Regions from separate parts of the Mus musculus genome. Here region 2 is linked to region 1. A link is a loop called in an ENCODE intact Hi-C map of the cell type or tissue named here. Cell type or tissue: heart. All regions are shown on one strand. Each heading gives the region's core, and the rest is flanking DNA. Links, peaks and the distances in the headings are about the cores only.

Region 1 (5,375 bases), core at 285-5,284:
ATCTTCAAAACATATCATATGACAATATTTTTAATTAAAATTAAAATATTATATTTAAAAAAAATCAAAGATGATGGGGCAAGTTGGGCAATTCGGTCACACGCCTTGGAGGGCCACATGGTGCCTCCTTCCAGGAGCAAGCAGAGACTGAGAGCATCTTCCCTCAGAGACTCCAGGAGTCAGCCTTGCTCATAGCTTGACACTTTCGAGCTTTTCTGGCTCTTGAGGTGTGAGACCAGATGTATTTGATGTGATTTGCCCTCCAGATGTTCATGGGGTGATAGGACCCTTGAAGAAGAACAGCTTTGTGGTAGGCTGCTAGGTCCCTGGAGACGCTGTTCTCCTAGAGTGAGTTCTCACAAGGGCAAGCTGTTATAATAGTGGAACCTGGCCAAGGTCTCCGTGGGGCTCCCTGTCTAGTCATGCTATGTCTTGCTGACACAGGTATTCTATTATGATAGCATCAATCCTTGGGTCTGCACCAGAGACCAAACCAATGGGGGTTACATGGTTTTTGAGCCTCCAAAACTGTAAGGTAAACAACACTTGTTTTCTTTATAAGGTTACCCAGCATCAGGTATTCCAGTCAGCATTGGGCAACAACATCAGACTACCACAATAAATTTCTGTTGCGTTAACTCATCGAGTTTGTGTTAATTTTTCTGAGGAAGCTCAAGAAAATTAAGGCAGTTTTATCAAGTGGCAAAATTCGGAAGACATCAGACTGGGTAGAAAGTAAAGTGTGAGCAGTGACCACTCGGAAGCTTAGAGTGTGAGGTCAGTGATGTGGCTGTACAGAGTATAGGGCATATATTTGAATTAAAAAGACTGGAATTTAGTTTAAACTTTGGCACCCACCTATGATAAGACTGTAGCATCTTAGTTTCCTTGACTTCAAAGTAGGGACAAGATGGATGACCTTAGAGTAGTAAGCAGACTGAATGATATCCTTTAAGGAAATCTGCTCATTTCCAAACATGGAAATTAAGAACTGAAATACAGAAAAACTTATCTAACAGGCATCCCCAAGCCATAATCACAACCTTAACCCACCAAGAGCCCACCCTGTAGGCCTGCAGGCTGCCAACGGAGTGAAACTTGGGCTTGAGCTCAGCCTCCTCCTCCTCCTCCTCCTCCTCCTCCTCCTCCTCCTCCTCCTCCTCCTCCTCCTCCTCCTCCCCCTGCTGGTACCAGCACCAAGGATGAGCTGAGCCAGGAAGGAATGCACTGGGGCTAAGCAGAGCTGGCCTCGGGTCAGAGATGAGGCTGCCAGGCACCAGATCTCTCACAGTGGTTAGCAGCTTCTCCAACGGTGCCAGTGAAGTGTACCTCTGCAGGGTTGGGCTGGGCAGGGTAGATCAGCAGCTAAGTGCAAACAGCCTGGTGAGCTCTGCTGGAGTCTGGAGTTATGTGCAGCTGTGAAGAGCCAGTCCTGGTCCCAGGTTGGGAGAGGTAGAGGGAGAGTAGCCACCCAAGGTGGCAGACTAGATGCAGACTTTCTGGTCAAGTTGAAACTTAAGACAACAGAGAATTCCTATTCGAAGTAACTATTGAAAAGGTCATATTTATACTAAAACATAATTCATTGTTGAACTGAAATTTGAATTTGACTCATATCCTGTGTCTTTGTTTGCTAAGTCTGATGACCTTAGGATCCTTCAGATCAAGGAAGCTTAACTTGGGAGCCAAGTCAGAAAGCAGAGCCTCTAGAGAAGGTGTGTGTGTGCGTGTGCATGTGCGTGTGCGCGTGCGCGTGCGCGTGCGTGTGTGTGTGTGTGTGTGTGTGTGTGTGTGTGTGTGTGTCAGAGCTTTGGTTTTTCTGAAGGCATGCTTTTCTTGAAAGGGTGGGCTTGGACCAGGTCCTACCTCCACCCTCCTTGTCCAACCTTGAACACTATTGCACACTCTTCCTCCTCTATTTGCATGAACTAGTCTTCTTGTTTCTGGTCTCTGAGTCTCTAGCTGTACCACTGGGCTATAAACATGGACTCCCCTAGAAATTGTCGTCTCTGGGTAGCCTGGCTTCATGCCAAGCTCAAGTGATCTTCGCTCCAGTTAGAAGGGTACATTCGGCCTTAGTGCGGTTGTGAGATGAAATCACCTGCACCCAGGGAAGGGGAGAAGTTAGGGGTACGCTTAGAAGCAAGCACAAACCGCTGAGTTAATACATACACACCTACATGTTCTGATCGCCCGGAGTTAAGGTTCTCTGGAGTTTTATAAACCCTGTAATGACTTGCTAAAATCTTGATAGTTGGATCTCATGATGCAATATTTTAATATTCAAAGATATAAATGACTTAAGAGGTACACTGTGTAATTTCTCTGACCCGGTTAACCTTGCCTATGGAACATGAGCCTCTCTGAGCCCATGGCAGAGCTGGCTCCATCGGTGTGTGATAAGCTGCATCAAGCATAAGCCCCTGAGCTCAGAAGGACCCTACAACTGGTTTAATGCTATACTGTTGCCACCTTGCAGCTCCTAATAACTTCTGAACCAGGGGCCTAGCGACTGGACACCTAGTTCTATAAACCCTGTCCTTGGCCCTGTCCTGAGGGCATAGGATGTGTCTAAAGTGTGAGTGTAGCACAGTACAATGCCAGCCTCAAGAGCCTTTGTGACAGAGACATGAGAGGTAACACTAGGAAGTGCTGCCATTGGAGAAGTCAGGTCACCCCGGAAGGTATCATCCCACTACCACATGCTGGCAGAGTCACAAATGAGGCACACTAGGCCAGGACAGTCACCATGTCCAAAGAGATGCCCTTTTGCCCAGACAGGTATAATCAGCACAAAGCTTAGGGGCCTATTGTGGTGATGGAACCTTCTAGCCACAAACTGGGCCATCCAGTTTAATCCCATAGGGAACAGTGTCTCCCTCACCCACCTCTCCACCAGCCTATTGTGGGTGATCCTCGCTCAAGTCTGAGCTTGTTAATGGGCTGTAGGGGAGACCTGCGGTTCCCATCAAGGTTCAGGGGACCCCAATCAGAAGGTGTCCCTGGGCTGATCTGATCTTCCCGCTCAGCGTTATTTTCTTACCTTTGTCTTTTTGCTCAACCCTCCCCTCCCCCTACACTCTGGGCCTATCCTCTTCCAGCCCCCAAGCCCTTGATTGGATTTCCACAGGACTGGTGGCTAAGCAGAGCGGAGGTCAGGAAGAGGGCAGCCTTTCCCACCCTTTTTGTTCTGGTCCAGTGGCCTAGCCTAACATCTTTGCTATCTTAGGCCATAGGCAGGAGGGACCAGCTGTCACAGCCAAGAAGCCAATGGGAAAATCAGCACAGCCTGGTTTTTTTGTTTGTTTCTAATAGGAAGTCAGGAATTACCCCCGGAGTACTGGCTGTGTTTCCAGCTGTGTTTCCAGCCGTGTGCCTGCTGACTTCCACATCCTCTGCCTCTGGCTAGCTGGATAACTACAGAGGAGCACAAGTCTGCTTGGCTCAACGCCTGCCTGTCTTCGCTCTGTAGTGCTTGGGTCAGAACACATGGATTTGAAGCATGACTCTGACACCTGTTAACTCCGTGACTATGAGGGTGTTACTTAGCCTTTCTGTGCCTGGGTTGTTTTATCAATAGAAAGATGATGAAAGTGTCTACTTCACAAAAGGGTGAAGATTAACTAAACCCACACCTACCGCCTGGCACATAGCAAGTATACAACAACAGGTCGCTATTGTCTTATTCTTAAAGGTAGCCCTCTCGGTCACACTCTAAGTGGTACTCAACCTGTGGGTCATGACCCTTTCAGGAATTGAACACCCCTTTCACAGGGTTCCCATATCAGATATCCTGAATATAAGATATTTATACTATGATTCATAACAGTCACAAAACTATAGCTATGAAGTAGCAATAAAGACAAGTCTATGGTTGGGGGTGGTCACCGTAACATGAGGAGTTGTATTAAACGGGGTGCTGGAAAGGTTGAGAATTAGTGGTCTCAGGGGTGCCTCTGGGCAGATTTGAAAACTAACTTGCTGAGGTGATACAGATATTAAGTGATAGAGTCCAGATTTGAATTGGAACCCGGATAGCTTCCCGAATCACATCATATACCGTGGTCTAGGGAGAAGTGCTGACTCAGCACCTCTTACCAGCATTTCTGACCTTTTATCATCCTTTCGGTTCACCCAGGGTACCAGCCGTGAGGGTGTGGTTGATGCAACCTGTGCCAATGAAGACATCTTTCTGAAAAAGCAATGTGGCAGCTTGAAGATTTTTGCGGAGAGAAGAGTCTGAGTGAGGGACATCACACTTGCTGGGCTGTGGCCCGTCCTCTGTTATCCCCTGGGCTCTACGGTAACTTCCATAGATCAGGGTGGAGCCTGGGAAGAAGGCAAAGGCTGCAGTTTTAGGCTGTATGAGGGGCCTTGGGTGGGGTGCTAATTGTTCCTAATAATTCCCCAGGTCTCAGTTAAGTCTCAGTTAAGTGTTCCTGTGTGGGCTGTGATTGAAACCAGTACTCTCGGGGACTCAGCCTCACTTCTCGCCATCTGCCAGGTTCTATCATCTCCCGGTCACTTGAGCATCTGGGTCTGTTCAAAATGGAATTTACACCTAAGAGAGGCAGTTCATTACCCACACGGATTCCATGCCTGTCTTTGTCCTTGCCTAAGCTAAATGGATCTGAGAACACGCTCACTGGCACTAAGTCTCTTGCATTTAGACGCTGGCAGGAACTGTGCGCTTCTGCTGAAGTACACTGTTTTACAAGTTGAAACAAGGGAGTTTTTGTAAGCCTACTATTTAGAAAACAAACAAATACAACCCACATACAGCTATTTCAGAAATGCTACCACCCAGGAAAGAAACCCTTCTGCCAAAATGCCACCATATAAAGAAAGTGATTGAAGGGACACCATGAAATGCCACCTCCTTCCTATTGAGACTTGGAAAGAAAAGAAATAGTCTGCGTAACTTTGCAAACATCTTTCCTAACCATTCATCCTTTTAAAAACATACAATGTATTTTATTGAATCATATAATGCTACATTTCTTTATCTAATATTAATAAAGTTACTTAATCACTTCTGTAGCAAGAACTTTTGAGGAGACTGGGGAGATAGCTTGGTCAGTAACATTCTTAGTGTGCAAGCTAAGGGTCTAAATCCAACTCTCAGAACATGTGTTAAAACTGCTGATGTGGGAACGCCCACTTGTGGCCCCAGCAGTTGGAAGAGACAGGAGGGACCTGGGGGTTGCTGGCTACCTGGCCTTGCCTACTTGGTAAGCTCTATGCCAGTGAAGTGGCTTCCAGAGCCAAAGTAGATCGTTCCGGAGAATGACACCCAAGGTGTCCTCTGGCCCGTGTGGCATGTGCCCACATACATGTACCCAACTTCACATATGAATACACACATACGACAATTA
Region 2 (5,375 bases), core at 118-5,117, 51 kb before region 1:
TAAGGGGCCTGGCATAGAATTATTACCCAGTACTTGCTGAATGAATAAATGAACTCCAGACCTCCAGGTCCTTTGGCCTTTTATCCTTATTCCCTGTACTGAAGCTCCCTGCAGGCTAAATAAATGGAATGCTGTGTTGGTTGTGCCATAAACAGTCTTAAGATTCATCTTTCTTCAGGCTGTGTGCCAGCCTTTACATGCAGTTTTAGACAGGGAAGCCCTTTGCTAACTTGGTCCAGCCAATGTATGAAAGGACAGCCCTCCTAATCACTTCAGGGCTGAGCAGGAAGCTGGGTCAGGGAGTACTCAGCCAGGAGTCGATCCACAACTTTGTGGATTCACAAAGGAATGTGTTGAGTCCTGTCCCACTGACATCATGTGTTGACTGGCAGCTGCAGCAGGCACGGGGCAAACTGCACATTAAGCTAGAAGGGTGCCTGAAGTTTCAGCTCTGCAGAGTCCTAACCAAGAAACAAAAGGAACAAGAGTGGCACGCAGCTGTGACGATGAGACCCAACCAGAAAATAACCTGAGCATGCGCAGCTGCAGAAAGAACGAGAGCCGGAGAAGCCCCTGAAGTTAATGTACAATAAATCAGTGGTCCAGGCATATCAGCTCCCGAGGCAGACCATGGCAAGAAGGCTTGCAGTGTTTTCCAGAACATTCCCCTCGAGGTTCCTGCCATGGATTTGGTGTCGTGGCAATCCCCCGCTAGTAAGCTGGGCAGGCAGGCGGGCAGGCAGGCAGTCTGCGTCCAAGAGGTTGGCAGAACAGCTGTTTACTCGTTGCCACATTGGCTGGAGAATTCATGGCATGAAGGCTATGGTTTAATGGGCCCTGCTCAGCACTTGCTGAATAGTGAGAGGGTGAAAGAAATGTGCCTAGCAACACAGGCTTATTTTCTATTAAAGGTCCATTTAAACCTGCTTGTCCGTATTTGACCCGGTCGCTTCAGGACTTGTCCTCATCACCAAAGTCTGCAGCCTGCTCTCCCTCCTCCCCCCTCCCCTCCCCCCTCCCTCCCCCTCCCTACCCCTTCCCTTTCTCTTTCCATTCCCCTCTCCTTCTCTTTCCCTCTCCCCTTTCCCTCTCTCCCCTCCCCCTCTCCCCTCTCCCTCTCTCTCATTGCTGCTTGTTTTGAGATATAATCTTGCTAAGTAGCCCAGGCTAACCTGAACACATGATCTTCCTGCTTTAGCCTCCTGAGCGCTGGGGTTATGAACACTCAGCCCCACACAGGGTTATCTTTTACTGTCTTGGTCTTTTTTATTAATTTGCTTCTTAACTAATTCAATATTTAGAAGGGAAATAAAATAAAAATGTCTCTGGGTAATTATGGAATTCCAAATGCCTTAAACTTTTTCTTTTATATAGCCCTCCCTTTTTAATTTTTTTTCTCTTCTAGTAAGCATTTTTATTTGAAACATTACTTAAGAAGCAAATTCACTGTTCATATTCCATCGGTAGGCATTTCTGGCCTGGGACGTAGGAAGGTGGAAACAGTTACCAGGACTTCCTGTCTAGAAGCAGTGCAGATCCACAGCAAGAAGGAAAAGGGCTCCGGCAGAGGATCCCTGTAATGTGGGACTCAGAGGCTACATCAAGAGACCAGTGATGCTCATGACAATGAAGGAGAGGATGGAATTTCAGATATGCATATAATATGGATGTATATATCCACATAACTATGGAAAATCAGAGGAACAAATGTAGGGAGACTCTGTGCCACACTTGACCATCTGATGGGGAAGGGCTCAGTTTAAACCCTGAGTTACCCCGTGGGAAGACGGGGGTGTAATGGGAATGGGATAAGCTGCTTAGTCCTGAGGCAGAAGGGATATGGGTAGCTGGGGGAACCGCAGCCAGCAGCCTAATACAGCAATGTCAGGCTGACAGCAACACCCCTGATCTGTGTAGAGGTAGGCACTCAAGAGCGAAATTGAAGTGTCCCCTTACCTGAAAACACTAAGGTTTGAATTTGCAGTGATTGACAGCAGCTTCATTGCATTCAATGTCTGCAATGATGAAATTACAGTTCATCTGCACACTGGCTCGGACTGCAGCCGATGAGAGTGCAGTGAGGAGAGTCAGTCACGAAGCACGAAGTGAAAAGCAAAGAAGACAGAAAAGCATTGCCTTCTCAGACCAGGGGCTATCCAGGGCTATCCAGGACTGTCCAGGGCTATCTAGGGGCTATCTAGCACATATCTGTAATTCCATCTACTTGGCAGGCATAGGCAGGATGCTAACTTGAACCCAGCATTTTAAAGTGTACCTCAAGAATATAGCAAGACTCCATCTTATTTTTCTAAATGCCTTTATAATATCTAAAAATCAAATTTCTGTATGAGTGTGCACTTGGGTGGGAGTATGCAAAGTGCATCTAGATATTCAGATCGCCTGAGAAGTCTTCCCATCAGAGAGTCTGAGAAAGCCAAGTCGCTGAGGTAGTGAAAGGGACTTTCCTAGTTTCTTCAAGTTTTTCTAGGCTGTTTGATTCCTCCCCACAATGAATACCAATTGCTCTCCTAATTAAATATAATGCACATAATGTACCTTACACAGATACTGTTCTAAGAGCCTTACATAAATTAACTCATTGGATTACGAAAATATCCTCCTGAGTTGGCTGCCCAAGTGCTTTACCTCTTATAGACAGAGCCCTCTCCCCATTTTTATGATGGAGGATCCATCCAAGTTATTTTGCTGGCCATGAACTTGCTCTGTACCTGGAGCAGACCTTGAATTTGTGATCCTCCTGCCTCAGCCTCCTGAGTATCTAGCCTGCACCACCTGTCCTGGTGAGGCAGAAGTATTCTTGTCTCCTCCTCTGAGCCAGGGACATTTTCTTTCCAGGTATCAGAGCAGACGGCAAAGGCACTGAACTTTGAACGGAAGCTATGGGGCTCAGACTTTGTGCTCTTAACTGATTAGGTTGTAAGGTCTCAGGATGATTAAGTAAACAATAACACTGCTTTCAAAACTGGACACATCTGGTTTTGAATCCTAGGCTCTGCAGCTATGAAATTCTTAGTGATTTCCTTACTTCTCCTCAGTTTCCCCATCTATAACATGGTAACAATAGTCATCCTTTGTGACACTCTTATGACATCTTCAATGCTAGTTAGTGAGCATTCGACAGTCTGTTTTCTCCATTTGAATTGAACTATTACCTCTTTGACACATTAATTTCATTGACTTTTTTTTTTTTGATGGATACCCTGATATCTGGTGCTTCAAGCATGAGTAGAAATGGGGTTGGGAAAACAACGGATGTGACCAAGTAAAAAGGAGATGCAGAATTAGCACCTCGCTGGGGTCTGAGAGTCCCAGAGTCTTCAGCCCTTTTCTCCAATTAAGCACAAATATTGTGCATCTGGTTCTGATGTAAGCACCACAAGATTCAATCCCAGGGCACAAAGAGCATCCTTCACCTCTGCCATTCACTCATAATACCCTAATGGCCATCCCTATGAACATCTCTGTGGTGTCCCATGAAGGAACAAGTGTAAGCGTATGTGGGCACCTGAGGTTCCCAGGCTGTTATGTAGCCAGCCTTGCCCCCAACACACAGTGTTTGACATACTTAAAGAAGTGAATTCACAGATACTGCTCTGGGAAAGAGGGATATGACCAAGAAAGCAGGAATGGCAAATGATCCCTCCCGCAGTTTAATCTAAAACCAGTCTAGTTAAGGCAGTAAAATGACACTTGATGAGTTTTAAGGTCATTCTAGGGACCTGGAAAGATGAGCGTCACCCTTGAGAGCATTCATTCACTGCCCTTTCAGAGGACCCGAGTTTAGTTCCCAGTACCCACATAGTGGCTCACAACCATCCATAACTCTAGTCCCAGGAAATAATGTGTTCTCTTCGGGCCTCTGCAGGCACCAGGTATCCAAGTGTTGCACAGATCTACATGCAATCAAAACACCTACTCACATAAATAAAATAAAATCCTCCCGGGATAAAAAGTTTATTGTGATTTTTTTTTCTCTTTCTTTCTCTTTCTCTTTTTCTTTCTTTTTTCTTTTTTTTTTTAATTTTTAATTTTTCGAGACAGGGTTTCTCTGTGTAGCGCTGGCTGTCCTGGAACTCACTTTGTAGACCAGGCTGGCCTCGAACTCAGAAATCTGCCTGCCTCTGCCTTCCAAGTGCTAGGATTAAAGGCGTGCGCCACCACTGCCCGGCGATCTTTTTTGAATAAGCTTTGAAGATGCCACAATGAAAAGTTAACATAAATGTTAAAAAAAAAAAAAGAAAAAAAAAAAGCCAAGTGAGTAGAATGGAATTGGGGTGGAGACACTGTTGTGTCTCCTAATTCATTTTTTTTAAAAAAAATAAGTCTTCATTGTATGAGTGCATGAAATTCCCAAAGAATAATGATTTTTAGCCTGGGGTGCTTTGTTGTAAGTGCCAAGGTGCCAGTGCCAGTAAAACTGAGGCAGCAAGCTGGAAGCCTGGGGTAAGGTCACCAGTTACATCTTTTCCTCTCTGGTTTCTTCCTCATAGGGACCCTTCCCTTCTCATCACAAGTGTGTGTGGGTGAGCGTACATGTACACTCAAGTTCGTGTGGGACACTCCTCTTAGGTGGTGGCCATTTGTACAGTACTAACGTTCCCAAAGGATTACAGAGTCGGATGCACAGAGTGCCATTCTAAGAATGTCATGTGTGCAATGAGGAGAAGAGCATCGAAGGTCCTGTGGGAAGAAACAGACTGATGTACGAATGACAGCTGTGTTTACCCTCAGTGAATTCAGACCTTAGCACGTACCACCTCATCGGTCTTTGCAGGTATCCAGTGAGGTGTGAAGGAGGAGTTATGAAGCCTGTTTCAAAGTTGGGAAAATACAGGCACAAAAAAGGCCAAGTGACCAGTCCCAACATAGCTGGGATCAGAGGTCCCCAAACTGCACTCACTGTCTCTCTGTGGGAGTCCTTGCTCTTCAGAGGGAGCAGAGAAGTTCTGTTTAAAAGCCCTGAGTAGCATGTGGAATGGCAAAGTGATTCTTCAAAGAGTCTAGCAGAATGAGGATCTAACTCAGTGACAACGTGTGCCTTTTACACAGTGCTGAGGTCCAACCCCAGCACTGAAACTGAGATGAACTGGGCAGAGAGATCATTCATTTGCAAAGTGCACGATGCTTGCGAAGGACTCGGTAATATTTGTGAACAGAACTTTTTAAAGGGGGTTCAGACAGGAGTGGGGTGGGGTGGGGTGAGGTGGGAGAGCCTTGAATCTAATGGTCAGAACCTCATCCAAGCCTCCTCTATGGTAGACGCCACATAGTACATAGATGGCTCACAGAGGTGACTCTCTGGCCTGTTGTTCCCCCAAGCACAACGAAGCAGCTCCCTAGCAGTCAATCTCCAT

The links. A loop is a pair of places that touch in the nucleus more often than their neighbours do. Peaks named below come from ENCODE experiments on the same cell type or tissue, not always from the same donor. Only the 100,000 strongest peaks of a DNase experiment are listed, where the experiment ranks them.
Region 2: it touches region 1 in a loop (2.2-fold over the local background); 5 of 42 quality-filtered maps call a loop at or near these places.

Annotation. Positions count from the first base shown.
Region 1 is chr3:122,358,862-122,364,236 of GRCm38, reverse strand. No RefSeq gene overlaps it. Among named protein-coding and RNA genes, the nearest start is that of Gm4610, 30 kb to the left of the region's middle. In heart, for the core only: no CTCF peak of the experiment used is centred there; DNase peaks (open chromatin) are centred at 1,266 and 3,306; H3K27me3 peaks cover 185 bases.
Region 2 is chr3:122,409,320-122,414,694 of GRCm38, reverse strand. No RefSeq gene overlaps it. Among named protein-coding and RNA genes, the nearest start is that of Bcar3, 7.8 kb to the left of the region's middle. In heart, for the core only: no CTCF peak of the experiment used is centred there; no DNase peak of the experiment used is centred there; H3K4me3 peaks cover 616 bases; H3K27ac peaks cover 518 bases; H3K27me3 peaks cover 2,035 bases.